Regions from separate parts of the Homo sapiens genome. Here region 2 is linked to region 1. Evidence: chromatin loops called from intact Hi-C (ENCODE). Cell type or tissue: endothelial cell of umbilical vein. All regions are shown on one strand. Links, peaks and the distances in the headings refer to the core of each region. The heading gives the core; the rest is flanking DNA. Region 1 has its middle 5.1 kb from the start of DDR2. Region 2 overlaps NOS1AP (nitric oxide synthase 1 adaptor protein).

Region 1 (5,382 bases), core at 233-5,232:
GGTGTCTACTTTCCTGACCGGATCTTGACTCTGTCTACTTGTTGACCAAGTACTTGCCTGGATTTCTGAGTAATACCTCCCTGTGGATTCCGTGCTCTGGGCTCTACTCCTACATCAAAGAGTTACTGGGAATGCCAACATGCGTCTCTGAGTGGTTTCCTTGTCTGTCATAATTGGAATAACAATACCCATCTTCTATTCTGGTAGCAGTGTTAGTTAATTTACTAGAAAAGGCACCTGTACAGAGACCTGAAAAGGGCATGACTTCAAATCACAGAAGCCTGTTTGATGCAGTTTAAGCAGCAAATGGGAACACAGTATATGGACACTAGTGTCATATGGAATCCAAGAGCAGGAAGAGCATCTCGACCTTGGGAAGAGCTTGCAACTGAGAACTCGAAAACTGCCAGGAGTCTAACTTGCCTTTGCTTTTTTCTGCACATTGACTTCATTCTTTTTTCCCTGCTGGCCAGGTCTATAGGGGAGGGAGCAGTACCAAGGTCACTGTAGACTGAGAAGACCTACAAACACCTACTCTCCTGGGCCTCAGTAATGCCAATGAAACTTGGAATTGGGGTCCAGATGAGATGTAGGTCTTTAATCCCAAATGGACTAGCTGCTACTGAACAGATCCCCCTATCTCAGGCTTAGATTGATTCTAAGGAGGTGGGGAGGGATGAGACTGAGTCTGCAGATGAGGATCCAGGGGTCTCGGTTGCAGGAAGTGAGAGAGATGCAGACTCAGGACCCATCTCTCCATTCACTTCTGCCAGTTCTCTCAAGTGTATTCCAGATTTCTCGTGAAAAAGAAAAAAATTCTACCTCCAATCTTCATTCTGTTGAAGAAACTGGGGCTCCCCATGGGCTAAGCAAAGAATGAAAGATTTCAGGGCTTGATCTGTGTTCTCAGAGATTACTGACATCCCATAGGGTGATCTTGTCTAGATTCCATCCCCCTCAAACCACTCCCCTGACCCCTGATTGGTTTTGGGGTGCTTTGCCTATTTATTTTTTCTATTTGTTTTATTCACCTCAAATCTCTTAAATGTTTAAAATGAAAACAGTTTATGCACCTGTGTTCTTCTCTGGGACATGGAGGACCTTAAAGAACACAGATTCCATCCATAAGATAAACATCTGAGCCTTCCCAGAAACAGACAAGGATTACAGAGAATCAGAATCTGGTCTTTATCTCGAAAGGCAATTTGAGTGCTGCTGGACATTGCAAACTGGAATTGTACATGGAAAAATAACATTGGTGCTATAAATTCCTTTCTGCTTTGAAATATGTTGTGTGTTAGAAACAGAGAGGTAATGTTTATGGTGTAACTCAGAATACTGGGATAGAGTTATGCATTAAGAGTGGGACGATAGGACATTATGCAAACAGAGTCCCTAAAGAGAGATGTTTTAGTGGGTAAAATAATTTTTAAGAATTATTTAGATACTCCCTACCAATAAGTACTCACAGATATTAACCTCCCAGACTTCCACTGTCCTCCAGAGATCGATGGGAAAAGAGGAATGAATCACTAAAAATAAAGCTCAATAACTAAAAGAGCTTTATCCTCCAAACTTCTTGGATCAGTACAGTCAGTGGGGACTATGTTGATTCTCTCATGGATGCTGGAGAGACTCCAGCCTGGAAGCAAGGCAGCTGAGAGTCTTTAAGTTTCATAAGAAGGGTTACTATTAAGTATAAGATGATTCCTGAAAACTGGGCCTGAGCATGGAAAAGTAACACTGCTTCTCCAAGTTCACTCTGCTTGGACACAGGGGTGCAAGAGGTGCTGGGAGATGGTTCAGCTAGCCGAGGGTTGTTTCCACAGAGTACAGACAAGGATAGGGTTCAAATGGCAGTGGGGAGATTCAGGATACATAAAGCAGAACTTTTGACACTGAGTGTTGATAAACACTGAGGACTGTCGAGAGATCCTGTTTTCTGGAGATGCTTAAAAGAAGGTTGCTATCTTATCTGACAGGGATGGTTTAGGGTGCCGGACTGTAGCCTGGAGAAGGGTTTATATCCTTGATCATTATATAAAATAAGTCATTTAAAAAACTTTTTGTAGCCTCACTCTCTTCAAGGAAGCTAAAGCTGAGTTACAATTCTGAGATTTCTGTGTCTATTTCTTCACCTCTCATCTTAGAATTTCTGCCGAGGCAAGTAATTGCTATTCTTTCTCTACAATGAAAAAGAAAATGAAAGAACAGCAAAGCAGGCAGGGAGACCAGATAACCTCGTGCTCCAGAATTGAGTGTAAATTAAGAGTCTAGAGGCTCTGAGGTTTGTTATTGATGCCAAATGGGCAGGAGGAGCACTGAGAATCACAAGAACTGGATTCAAACTCAGATTCTGTTACTTAACAGCAAAAAACCTCAACTAAGTTACCAAGTCCCTGAGCTTCATTTTCCTTCCCTTGAAGTGAGGATATTAATATCTGCACTGAGTACATATTGGGGCTGTCTGAGGATCAGATGAAGTCATGTCTGTGAAAGCACTCCTTGAACTGTGAAATATTGTATGTGGCATTGTTAGAAACAGACAAATAAGAATCTTATTTTGGCCATTAACCTTAACTTTCTCTTAACTTTTCCGTTCATCCGTGGGAGAGTCACCAGATGGACTGATTTGAATTTTCCTTTTTTGATTTCTCATCTCTCTCTCTGGTGGACGTGCTAAGGGGTAGGAACATAATCATTGATGGGCTTCAGGAGGGCAAAGGATGGGGAAAAAAAGGACATCGATGATTTTCCATATGGATAACAAGACTTCAAACTCTGAAAAACTAAGAATTAACTATTTCCTAACTGCTCTGAAATTTTTCCTGTACACTACAGAAACACACAGCATATTATTGTCACACAGACACACATTTTGTTGTCACACATACACACACGTGTTCTAGCTCTGGCAGGTATGATCTTGGGCAAATTAACTTCTCTGTGCATTGGTTTTCTCATATGGCCATTGGGAAAATAATAGTACCCATCCCATAAAATTCTTGTGAGTGTTAAATGAAATAATAAATGTGGAATTCTTATAACAGTGTCTGGTATACAGTGTCAGAAGTTTTATATGTCAAAAGTTCTGCTTTATATATCCTGAATCTCCCCTCCTGCTAATTGTACTCAATAAATTATTATTTCTGGATCTTATTTGATCTTCACAACCCTGTGAATTTTCAGTTCATATTGTCCCCCATTTTACAATTAGAAACGTGAATGACTTGTTCAAGGTGACTCTGCCCCCTAGGGGTTTGTAATTGGATCACTTTCCATGAAAGTGTCCAACAGGAGAACAGCACCTAGTAGTGTGCAGGGTTAGGACCCAGAAGATAAAGTGAACACTCTCTTAGAGTTAAAATTATCTTTGAAAGACCTTTAAATCACTTACAGTATACATACTTCTGTGGATATGACTTCATAGGATAATTCTTAAGGACACTAAAATTCGAGAATCGTGGGGTAAATTCAGGAAGACACTAAAAGCAAGTCTATATGCAGCTGTCTGAACATTCAGACTATTTTGCTTTTTAGAAAACTAAGGTGTTTCTATTGTCTACAAGAGTTCCTCCACACTGATTTTTAAAGACTATTAAGCCTTTATGCCTTAATATATGTCAATGGATTTGTCTATTATGGATAGAACAACCAGGAACAGGGAGTCTTAAGAATTAGGTTCTAAAATTGGAGGCCGGGCGCGGTGGCTCATGCTTGTAATCCTAGCACTGTGGGAGGCTGAGGCGGGTGGATCACTTGAGGTCAGCGGTTTGAGAGCAGCCTGGCCAGCATGGTGAAACACCGTCTCTACTAAAAATACAAAAATTTGCTGGGCGTGGTGGTGTGCACCTGTAATCCCAGCTACTCAGGAGGCTGAGGCAGGAGAATCTCTTGAACCTGGGAGGCAGAGGTTGCTGTGAGCCAAGAACGTGCCATTGCACTCCAGCCTGGGCGACAAGAGCGAAACTGTCTCAAAAATAAATAAATAAATAAATAAAAATAAAAGAAAAAAGAAAAAGAATTAGGTTCTAAAATTGGTGCTTAAGTTAAATGTGTGCAGAATATAACTCCAAAGTACACAATATTCTCTGCTTTTGTGTTAGTAAGGCATAATTTCTTTAAAATCCAGGGATTGCCATGCTTGTCTAATTATTGGTGTAACAGACAATTTTGGGGTGTCTTCTAATGTATGACATCCCTTTTCTGAGAATTGATTCATGTATGCGTATGAGCTCTTGGAGCCATATTCATATTATATGATCCATTGCCCTCTACAGTTTAGAGATAGAGGATGCACATAAGAAACACATTTGACCAGTAAAATTCTCCATCCCAGCATTCTAGAACTGGACTCCCATAATATCTGTCATTCTCTCATGATCGTTTGAAGCAAGGAGAGATAAATTTGAGAACTAAGGCACTGTTACAGGCGCCTGCTATAACCAGCTATAATATTATGCGAAAATAAGCAGAAAAGGCTGGTTTACTGAAAGAGAATGGGCTAAAGCAAAATGAGCAGCGGTAAGCAGAGGAGAGAGACAAGAAATGAATGAGAGAGAGAAGAAATAAGAGAATGAGAGGAGAAGAAAAGAGGAGAGGAAAGAAGAGAAGAGAGGAGGAAAGGAGAAGAGAAGACAGGACAGGACAGGAGAGAAGAAAAACCTGTTGACTAAGTTACTGGTGGTGGCTAATTTGTGGCTTAAATTCCTTGTGAAGTTAAATGTACCACATGGGTTTGGTTTGTGTGAATATCCATGTATCCTTTTAAGGTATGTGTGTGTTTCTCAAACTAAGTTAAGTTAATTCATTTTACTTTCATCCTTCATTTTATGTCCTGAGGCATCACAAAAGCATCCAGCTCATAGCTATTTAGAGACAGAAATATTATAGTTATTTCAATGCTCAACTTTTGTATTTACTTGAACCTTGGTTTGTAGACTAGAAAAGGTCTTGAAAAGTCATCTTGCACATCTTACTTCTAATTAACACTGCATCTTGACCATTCCGGATAGATCTGTCCTATTTTTGTAAAATCCCAGTAATGGAATTCTATATTGTTTTTCAGTCATTTGTTTTCAGTGTAAAACAGTCCTCATAACAAAAATACATTACTTCCTATGGAACAGAAATAATTCTGAATGCAGTGACTCACATTTCCCAAGCCAGACCAACCAGGGGGTAAAATCTGTTCACAGAAGAGTAATAAAATGGTATTTCTCCACATCTGTTCCTGCAATATTAGGAATTCCAGTCTTACTCAAAACTCTACCAAATAGCTCTGAGAGTTCCCAGGACATTTCTTCTGTGTGTTCCATGGGTTAGTCCCGTCAGCTTTGAAGTTAGCATTTGCCATTTTCTTACTTTCCAGCTCTGGCTTCC
Region 2 (5,382 bases), core at 241-5,240, 280 kb before region 1:
TAGACTTTGGCGAATATTTTATATATCTCTGCTGGTCAATTTTTAGAGCGTAATGGTGACAGTTTCCTATAACTAATATGGAGGACACATCAGACCTCTAGCTGGTTGCTTGGCTCAAAGAACAGAAACCAATCTGCTCATTTCTGAATTGGAGGATTTGCCGTAAGAACTGCTAGCTGGAGAAGATTGAAGTCTTACATTGTTAACTCTTCTTTGGTCATGCCCATGCCCCGTTGGTGGCCTGATTGGCAGAGAGCCACATCCTAACTCTCAGAAGCTTTTAAACCCACAGTCACATTGGCAGCCAGTATACACATGTACAAAGAAAGTTTAACCAGAAAGTAAAGGATATTTTCTCTGGTGAAGACACCTATTCCTGGAGTGAAAGCGGTTGGACGCAGAGAGGATGCCCAGAGGTTGAATGTTTGAACACTGTTATTATCACAGAACAACCATCGGAGGAATTTAATCTAATCTCCAAGTACTTAATCAGAACCTGTCACTCAGCTGCTGGCCACAGAGGTCAGAGTTATATGGTCTGGCCAGGTGGAGAGAACCACCTGGATAGCATTTTATGTAAACAACACCAAGGGCTAGATCTTATTTCCCTTTTGCAGTGGGAGCTGCTCTCTCCTTGCACTTCTGGCCCCTGCAGTGGTCTGCTGGGTGGAGTGGGTTTGATGTGATTCACGATTCCCTGGGGACTCAGTGGGGATTCCATAAGGATCACTTCCTATACTTTTCTTTCAGTACTACTTCCCTCACTCCTCCCATGTTCCCTGAGCTCCTTCCTGCCCTGAACATATAGTAAGTATCATGGACTTTTCAGCCACAGTCAACGCCGTTCCCTCTGCCATGGGTCCCTGCCTTCACCTCCATGCAGACATCTTACTCATCCTTCAAGCCCAGCACTGTCTTCTGGGAAGCCTGACTTTCAGCTCCCACTCTCGTTCAGAAAATTTAAACCCTTTTTTTCTGGGTTCCTGTGTTTTCTTCACTCCTGGCTGATGCCGTTAACATTAACATTTAGTCCACTGTGTACCAGACATATAGCATAGCGTCCTCTGTCTTTAGTGGAGTGTGAGCTCTGGGAGGGTAGGGACTTCCTAGCACAGTAAAGACTTGTTGAATAAACTGACAAACAGAGCCAGTGAGTGTGGCAAGGAGTACATATGTTTTAGTCATTGTCAACAAGTGTTTGTTAAATGCTTACTGTATGCCAAAATGAACAGAGATTAAGTAGAGATTTCAACTTTTAAGCAGCCCCTTTTGATGAGGAATGATGACACTTGGTGTCAGGGGAGCAGGTAGAAATGAGGTGAGACTGGGAGGCTGAGCAGAGTATTGATGAGAAGGTGGTGACAGTGACCATGAGTACAAATAGAGGCCAGTGTGGTCACACTCCTTGATTGTAACAGATGGTCAGCTTGGAAATAACAGGCATACCAGCTATGTTTCTCTCTCATTTATATTACCTTTTTGGAGATAGTTTTCCCAAATCACATTACTATACGTGAGACCTCAGCTGCTTGGCTTCCGTATACCACTCTTCCTAAGAAAAATGGAATTGATATTCTATGTGAAGAAACGCCTGGGTCCATTCTAAAAAAGCCCATCAGGCCCAGGATAGTTTCTTCAAGGTTTAAGATGTCCAACAGAGCACTGAGTCTCTGCAAGGAGATCAAGCATGGGCTGGATATGTTAAATAATATAAAGGGAGGCAGCAAGGGCTCTCCCCTGCTCGTGTAGGTGAGGAGAGGACCTGTGGGGTGATGGAAATTGTGTTAGGGACATATAAAGAAAGAGAAAGACAGAGATGGCTCATGGGCCTATATGGCAGAATTCTCTCTTCCTCCAGGTAGGTCGGCCTTTGCTCTATTAAGACCTTCAACTTTGCCGGGCGCAGTGGCTCATGCCTGTAATCCCAGCACTTTGGGAGGCCAAGGCGGGCAGATCACCTGAGGTCGGGAGTTCAAGACCAGCCTGACCAACATGAAGAAACCCCATCTCTACTAAAAATACAAAAAATTAGCTGGGTGTGGTGGCGCATGCCTGTAATCCCAGCTACTGGGGAGGCTGAGGTAGGAGAATTGCTTGAACCCGGGAGGTGGAGGTTGTGGTGAGCCGAGATCGCACCATTACACTCCAGCCTGGGCAACAAGAGCGAAACTCCAACTCCAAAAAAGGGGAAAAAAAAAAAAAGACCTTCAACTGATTGGATGAGGTCTTCCCACCTTATGGGGGAGTAATCGGCTTGGCTCAGAGTCTACTGATTTAAATGTTAATCTCACTTAAAAAAATACCTTCACAGCAACATCTAGAATAATGTTTGACCAAATACCTTGGTATGGTAGTGGCCTAGCCCAGTTGACACATAAAATTAACAACCACAGAAATGAAGAGACAGAATGGCATGATGGAGAGAGAGTTGGAGCCATGGGCTAGAGGAGCCACTGAGGGTTTGGGTTCCAGCACTGGAACCACTGGGACTTGAATCCTGACTCTACCACCTTTCAGCTGGCTAATCCTTGGCAAATTTCATGCTCTCTCTGGAGCTTCGTTTTCTCATCTCTCTGGTATTGTGAGAGAATGTATGTAAAGCAGCATAATGCCTAGCATATAATATGCTCTCCGTAAGTACCCACTGTTTATCGAGTTTTCTAATGTTATAAGTACCCACTGTTTATTAAGTTTTCCAATGCAGACTCCAGAATACATGACCTCATCTGTACAGTGAGGGAGCTAGACAAGGCCTCTCCAGTACTGATTTTATGACGGGTCCAAGTGAAATGATTAACTGGACGCCCTCTGGTTATTGTGTAGTGCCGAGGCCATGAAGCTAAACCATACTTTGAGTCTGAGCATTTGGAATTAGCATTTGGTTCTGGGATTGGAAATGTTTTCTTATCAAGGAAGGCTGTTTACTGCCTAGCCCATTAGTCACTTCCTTTTTACAGCCCCACACACGTTTTCACTGTCTATAAACTGCTAGGAATGTGTTTCTTCTTACTGTAAATGCTTCTCCCAGAGCATTTTTGACTCTACTAAGATTGTTGCCTAATGGCACACCTTGAGCGCCCAGAGTTGAACTGTTGGCTGTTGTTTTTTTTACGAGAATCTCACCTTCATGTTTGGGAGCTTTTCATTTAGTGCAATGTTTATCTTTCCAGTGGAGCTGCCCCACCTGACACGTCAGCAGGCCCTCCGTTGTGCAGAAAAAACATGTTTACTCTGAGGAGCTGGAAAGTGCTGTCTTGTCATGTCTTTTCATCGTTTTCAGCAGTGCTTTCAATGATGTTGCTCACTTTCATTGTGTGCCTCTTCCCTCTCTCCCTCTTTGTGCCTGTCTTTCTTTCTTCCCTGTTCTTACTACTGTTCCCTCCCTGGGGGAGTTTTGTCTTTTGTATCATTTGGCAGCAGCTGCCCTTGGCCATCCCTGGGACTCCAAGCCAGGTGGAGCCACTGCCCCTGTGGCACTTGCCCTGTTGTGCCCTATACTGCTTCTCTGACTCCTTCTGGAGAGGGTTTCCTGGGTGAGACCCTGTTCCCCTGGAGGTGACCCTCCTCCCCCAGCTGCAGACAGTCCAACATGGGAAAGGGCTTGGAGCCTTTTGGCAAAATAGACCTTTTTTGAAAATAAAACTTTTTTTATTTAATGTGAGAAAAGCACCTAACATCTACTCTCTTAGCAAAGATTGTGAATATGATATTATTAACTAGAATCCTCGTGTCGTACATTAGAGTTCTGGCCTTATTCATCCTACATACCTGCAACTTTGTATCCTTTGACCTACATCTCTCCCTTCCCCGCAATTCCTGGTAACTACCTCTTAGTTATGATGATAAATCAGTTAATACAGGTTGAGCATCCTTAATCTGAAAATCCAAAATCTGAAATGCTCCAAGATCGGTAACTTTTTGAGCACCGACATGACACCGCAAGTGGAAAATTCCACTCTTGATACCTTTGCTTTCTGATGGTTTCATGTACACAAATGTTGTTTCATGCACAAAATTATGTAAAATTACCTTTGGCTATATAAGGTACACATGAAACATAAATGGATTTCATGTTTACACATGGGTCCCATCTCTAAGATATCTCATATATATGCAAATAGGCAACTCTAACATCTGAAACACCTGTAGTCCTAAGCATTTCAGATAGAGATACTCAGCCCATACACATAAAACTAGTGCAGTGCCTGAAGCATACTAAGTGCTGTTTAAGTTTAAGCTGTTATTGTTGCAGTTTCAAGGCAAAAAGTGGCCATTTCAAGCACTTTGAGACTGAGCTTGTAACTCCTTGCTCATTTGACTGTACCAATCTGGCTAAACCCCAATTCTACATTAACTCAGGAGTATTTTTTCATTTTTGCCCTATGACACTGAACAGCACTGGAGAAAACTGCCACCCACAGACCGATTACACATTTGTGATCCCCAAGCTCAGCCAGGGCTACTTCACCATTCAGCAGCCCTGCTTGTCCCCCCCTTCTGTCTCAGTGGACAGTGACCTTCTCCTGTCACCTGCCTCTGCATTCCACCTCCATCTCGCCTCCTCTGGAACTTTGAGCAACTGGTTATCTCATGCTCCTGAATCTTCACCCAAATTATCTGCTATTGCTGACTTGCCCTTCCTCGCCCAACTGCAGATAGATAAGGTCGGGTCTTTCTTATCTTAAAAGCTGAGCAAAATTAAGCCTTCCTTGTCCCTATGTCTCCCCCCGACCTACGACCTTACCTCTCTCCTTTCCTTGGTAGCCAGGCTTCTTGCACAGCTTGTCTGTACTCACTGTCTATTTTCTTATTTTCTCCCAGTCTTTCTGTCCACTCTTGATATCTTTTCAACCTCCAGTAATCTGGTGTCTGCTGCCCTGCCAGCCCTTCCTGAAGTTACCAGGCAGGGGTTCCTAAGGGCCACCTTTCTCTGTAGTGCTCAGCCCCGGGAATGAAGTGCACCTTTGCAGCTTCTGGGGCACCCCACACTCCTTCCCTCTTGACTCTGCTAGCTGCTTTTCAGCATGCTTTGTAGGCTCTGCTTCTTCGTCCTCTTTTTTTTTTTCTCAAGACAGAATCTCACTCTATTGCCCAGGCTGGAGTGCAGTGGCATGATCTCAGCTGACTGCAACCTCCGCCTCCTGGGTTCACGCAATTCTCCTGTTTCAGCCTCCCAAGCAGCTGGGATTACAGGCATGTACCACCATGCCCAGCTAATTTTTGTATTTTAGTAGAGATGGGGTTTCACCATGTTGGCCAGGCTTGTCCCAAACTCCTGAGCTCAGGTGACCCACCCACCCCGGCCTCCCAAAGTGCTGGAATTATAGGCGTGAGCCACCGCGCCTGGCCTGCAGGCTCCTCTTCTACCTACCCCTTAAGTGT

The links. A loop is a pair of places that touch in the nucleus more often than their neighbours do. Peaks named below come from ENCODE experiments on the same cell type or tissue, not always from the same donor. Only the 100,000 strongest peaks of a DNase experiment are listed, where the experiment ranks them.
Region 2: it touches region 1 in a loop (4-fold over the local background); 7 of 110 quality-filtered maps call a loop at or near these places.

The regions. Positions count from the first base shown.
Region 1 is chr1:162,624,652-162,630,033 of GRCh38, forward strand. No RefSeq gene overlaps it. Among named protein-coding and RNA genes, the nearest start is that of DDR2, 5.1 kb to the right of the region's middle. In endothelial cell of umbilical vein, for the core only: a CTCF peak has its summit at 3,276 (motif pointing left); DNase peaks (open chromatin) are centred at 3,260 and 5,140; H3K27ac peaks cover 73 bases.
Region 2 is chr1:162,347,010-162,352,391 of GRCh38, forward strand. All of the region lies in intron 6 of NOS1AP (nitric oxide synthase 1 adaptor protein), which reads left to right. Among named protein-coding and RNA genes, the nearest start is that of MIR556, 7.2 kb to the left of the region's middle. In endothelial cell of umbilical vein, for the core only: no CTCF peak of the experiment used is centred there; a DNase peak (open chromatin) is centred at 2,892; H3K27ac peaks cover 1,625 bases.